Regions from separate parts of the Homo sapiens genome. Here region 2 is linked to region 1. The links are chromatin loops, found by intact Hi-C in ENCODE. Cell type or tissue: transverse colon. All regions are shown on one strand.

Evidence for each region. Peaks named below come from ENCODE experiments on the same cell type or tissue, not always from the same donor. Only the 100,000 strongest peaks of a DNase experiment are listed, where the experiment ranks them.
Region 2: a loop joins it to region 1, with 3 times the contacts of the local background. A loop is called at or near these places in 37 of 110 quality-filtered maps.

Annotation. Positions count from the first base shown.
Region 1 is chr7:130,757,440-130,759,939 of GRCh38, forward strand. The region is part of intron 3 of LOC105375508 (a long non-coding RNA gene); the gene reads left to right. Among named protein-coding and RNA genes, the nearest start is that of KLF14, 24 kb to the left of the region's middle. In transverse colon, a CTCF peak has its summit at 1,213 (motif pointing left); no DNase peak of the experiment used is centred here.
Region 2 is chr7:130,083,158-130,085,657 of GRCh38, forward strand. All of the region lies in intron 1 of KLHDC10 (kelch domain containing 10), which reads left to right. Among named protein-coding and RNA genes, the nearest start is that of KLHDC10, 14 kb to the left of the region's middle. In transverse colon, a CTCF peak has its summit at 1,091; no DNase peak of the experiment used is centred here.

The DNA of each region.
Region 1 (2,500 bases):
AGCTCTGGTAGCCACCAGGCCCCTGGTGGACAGTGCTGGAGACCTACTAACTACTGTTGCCACTGGTCTTTTACTTCTCTTCTCTTTTCTTTTCTTTTTTGAGACGGAGTCTCGCTCTGTCACCCAGGCTGGAGTGCAATGGCGTGATCTCGGCTCACAGCAACCTCCACCTCTGTGGTTCAAGCGATTCTCCTGCCTGAGCCTCCTGAGTAGCTGGGGTTACAGGCGTGCACCACCATGCCCAGCTAGTTTTTTTTTTTTTTTTTTTTTTTTTGTATTTTTAGTGGAGATGGGGTTTTACCATGTTGGTCAGGCTGGTCTCAAACTCCTGACCCTGTGATCTGCCTGCCTCGGCCTCCCGGAGTGCTGGGATTATAGGCATGAGCCACTGCGCCTGGCCTGGTCTTTTTTTTTTTTTCTAAACTATACGTGTATTCCAGCCCTTACAACACAGAGCTCTGCAAGTAACAGATGCCCCCAACTTAAAAAAAAAAAAAATGAAGCAAATCCCAGTTCCACGTTCTTCTGGAGATACCTCTTCCCCTTAATTTGACGTGTCTGGCTCCCAAGTCTCATCAGGAATAGGCTGTTATTCTCTAAATCGTAACTATCCCTTGTAAAAGTAGCTACCACTTTAATTCGAAAACCAGGCTAATATTTTAAGTGTATCAAGAGAGGCTTTTTATTGTCACTATCTGTTGAAACCTTCAATAAATCTGAGAGTATTCTTAGAATCAACACATAACTTTTGTGTTTTGTAAGTTTGGAACGTTGCCTGTTGGATTTTCTTAGTGTGGCACATGATTGAAGGGAGCATGTTAACCTTTTAACTAAAATAAAGTGTTTTTGCACAAATTTAGTGATTATACCTGAGCTGGTTAATGTGAGAGAAATGATCTTAAACATGAGCTTACTCTCTTGTTGTGGAGGTAAGACAGACACAGGCTACAATTTGATAACCAATAAAATTGCTTTTGATTAGTGCCAAAATGTATGGAGCAGATATTGAGTCCAGTATTTGGATAAGATAAAATATCTTGGAATATTTTGGGACTAATTTTAGGATAGACATATCATTTTTAGGAATGTTTATAACAGTCCCCATCAGGAGATAATCCCTTCTAGAAGGTTTCTTAGATTTGAACAGTCTTGTTTAAAAAGATAAAAGCTCCTAGAGGGAGCTCACTAAAGGGAATGTGGTTCCCTCTAGTGGTGGTAGAAGAAGTTGTGAATTTTCTTATTTATTTCTTTTTTTCATATTTATTCATTGCATCCTGATACATAGTAGTTCCTGTATTAGAGATACAGAAATAAAAGACACAGTTTTATTTATCAAACTCTTACAAAGTTGGAATAGAGAAGAGCAAATAATTATGATACTGTATCTGAAAATAGTAAAAAGCCTCCTAGTCCAGATCTGGAGGGATGGGGTTAGACAAGGAAAGACTTCCTGAAGAATTAGATGTTATCTGAGTTTTTATAAAAGGAGCACCTATTATTTCTTCCTCTATACAATAGTAATGTATTATACGGGTATATTTGACGTTTATTTTGGAAAATTTGGGAAACAGATGAGTTTTTAAAAAGTCCATTATTTTCTTCACCAAAAGATAACCACTTACAACATTTTGCTATATCTGCTACAAGCCACTTTTTATGGATAATTTATGTTTTAACAGAATTTATGCCCATGACATTTTGTAATGTACTTTAAACAAGTTAATATATTTTGAAAATTTTCTTGTATTACTACATTCACTAGTATAACATTATTCGTTCTCAAAATAGTTTTCCCCTTTTTCCCACTGTTACTTTTTCAGGTGAACTTTAGAAAAATTTTGTTCATTTTTAAAATTCCATCGATATTTATTTATTTATTTATTTATTTATTTATTTATTTGAGACAGAGTCTCACTCTGTCTCCCAGGCTGAAGTAAAGTGGTGCGATCTCTGCTCGCTGCAACCTCTGCCTCCTGAGTTTTAAGAGATTCTCCTGGCTCAGCCTCCCAAGTAGCTGGGATTACAGGCACCCACCACCATGGCTGGCTAATTTTTTTTTTTTTTTTTTTTTGAGATGGAGTTTTGCTCTTGTCACCCAGGCTGGAGTGCAGTGGCGCGATCTCAGCTCACTGCAACCTCCGCCTCACGGGTCCAAGTGATTCTCCTGCCTCAGCCTCCCGAGCTGGGATTACAGGCGTGTGCTACCATGCCTGGCTAATTTTTGTATTTTTAGTAGAGGCTGGGTTTCACCATGTTGGCCAGGTTGGTCTCGAACTCCTGACCTCAGGTGATCTGCCCGCCTTGGCCTCCCAAAGTGCTAGGAGATTTTTTTTTTTTTTTTTTTTGAGACGGAGTCTAGCTTTGTTGCCCAGGCTGGAGTGCAGTGGCGTGATCTCGGCTCACTGCAAGCTCCGCCTCCTGGGTTCATGCCCTTCTCCTGCCTCAGCCTCCTGAGTAGCTGGGACTACAGGCTCCTGCCACTACGCCTGGCTAATTTTTT
Region 2 (2,500 bases), 670 kb before region 1:
ATTTTTCCTGGCAAACCTGTTACTTCATCCTGTGCTCCTTATCCTGACTAATTTAATGGCTATATCATCAATTTAGTGAGTCAAGCCAGAAATGTGGGAATCACATTAGATTCCTTCCTTTTACTCATTCCTTATAGAATTGGTCACAATTCGATAAGGAATTGTGTTGTTGATTCTTCCTCCTTACCCTCACTCTATTTGTCCCTTTCTACCTCTTTACCCTCCGCATTTATGTCTTTCATTTTATATTTCAGCTATACAGAAGTATTTTCAGTTAGTTGCCTTAAATTCTTGGAACAAGGTAGGTTGAGAGGAGAGATTTTTTAAAAACTTGGAATTTCCTGTGCTACACTGTTTTTTGATTCTGTACATACCATTTCTTCTTTCTAAAGTGCCATTCTCCTAGTCATCTTCTTAGACCCACCCATGTATACTTTAATCTACATAGCATTTTTTCCTATTCTCTCTTTTAATCCCAGCACTTTGGGAGGCTGAGGCAGGAGAATTGCTTGAACCCGGGAGGTGGAGGTTGTAGTGAGCTGAGATTGCGTCACTGCACTCCAGCCTGGGCGACAGTGAGACTCCATCTCAAAAACAAACAAACCCACAAATGACTTATGTGTGTCAAGTCAAAGGGACATTTTAAAATCTCCATCTGCCTTGATCTCCCTTCATTTTTAAACATCCTTTTCCCTTTTGGCTTCCTGGGTGTCAGGTCTCGTTTTCTTATGTGTCTGGCCTCATCCTTAGTCGTCTTTGTCAACTCTTTCCCTTCTACCAGGACTTTATGTATGAGAGTTCTCAATTCTTGGTTCTGTGTCCCCACCCTTCTCTTTTCAACTTACTTGAGGTGTTCTCTTCCAAATCTGTGATTTTCAATATCTATCCATATGCCAATAAGTTATGCCACTTTGTAATTTCAGCCCAAATCTCTTTTGAGGGCCATTTCCTTGCTTTCTCCATATCTACAATTACATGCTTCATATTTCTGAAGCTCAGCAAGCCTAAAACTGAATTTGTGATCTTTATTATAAAATTGAAGGGTAACTATTGGGTAATTTTAAGCACAGGAGTGATGTGGTATGATTTATTATTTTCTAAAGCTCCCTCTAGCTGCTGGTTGGAGAATGGCTAATGGGACACGGTAACACAGATGCATGGAGGTCATTTAGAAGACTATAGAAGTACTTTCCTAAAAAGATTGTGGTGGCTTGGACTAGGTGGTATATCAGTGGTTGGAAGTGGTTGAATATGAGATGTATTTTGAAAGTAGCATTAATAGGATTTGCTATGAGGTGTGAAGGAGAGAGAAGAATCAAGATGATTGCTAACAAGGCTAGATGCGGTGGTTGACGCCTGTAATCCCAGCACTTTGGGAGGGAGGCCAAGGTGGGTGAATCACTTGAGGTCAGGAGTTTGAGGCCAGCCTGGCCAACATGGCGAAACCCCGTCTCTACTAAAAATAAAAAATCAGCTGGGCGTGGTGGCGCGTGCCATTAGTCCCAGCTACTCGGGAGGCTGAGGCACAAGAATTGCTTGAACCCAGGAGGCGGAGGTTGCAGTGAGTCATGATTGCACCACAGCACTCCAGTCTAGGTGACAGAGCGAGACTCTGAAAAAAAAAAAAAAAGACTCCTAAGTTTTTGTCTTGAGCAATTGGATAGATGACAGTCTCATCAAATGTGATGGAACAGATCTGAAGCAGCAGGATTGTAGGGGGCAAATCAAGAGTGTTGTTTTGGCAGTGTTAAGCTTGAGATGCCTATTTGACCTCCAAGTAAGGATATAGAGTAAGTAATCTTTACATTAAAAAAAATCAAACTCAAGGGAGATGGTGAGGCTCACAATGTTTTTTGGAATTATTAGCAAGCCATTGGACTGGATGAGTTCACCAAAGAATATCTTTAGCCAGGTGCGGTGGCTCATGCCTGTAATCCCAGCACTTTGGGAGGCCGAGACGAGGTTGGGAGTTTGAGACCAGCCTGGCCAACATGGTGAAACCCCGTCTCTACTAAAAATACAAAAATTAGCCGGGTGTGGTGGCGGGTGCCTGTAATTCCAGCTACTAGGGAGGCTGAGGCAGGAGAATTGCTTGAACCCAGGAGGTGGAGGTTGCAGTGAGCCGAGATCATGCCACTGCACTCCAGCTTGGAGGACAGAGCAAGACTCCATCTCAGAAAAAAAAAAAAAAAAGAATATTTTTAAAAATTGGGCAGAAGACTATATAACTCTTGAAAGTGAGAAGGAAAGGAGAAGCAAGCAAAGGTCAGTGAGGTAGGAGGAAGACCAAGACTGCTTGGTTTCATAAGAGTCAAGAGAAAAACATGTTTCAAGAAGGAGGGAGAGGTTACCTTGTCGAGAGCAAGGTAGGATAAGGTTTTAAAATGGTAGACTCAGCCGGGTGCAGTGGCTCCTGCCTGTAATCCCAGCACTTTGGGAGGCTGCGGTGGGTGGATCACCTGAGGTCAGGAGTTCGAGACCAGCCTGGTCAACATGGCAA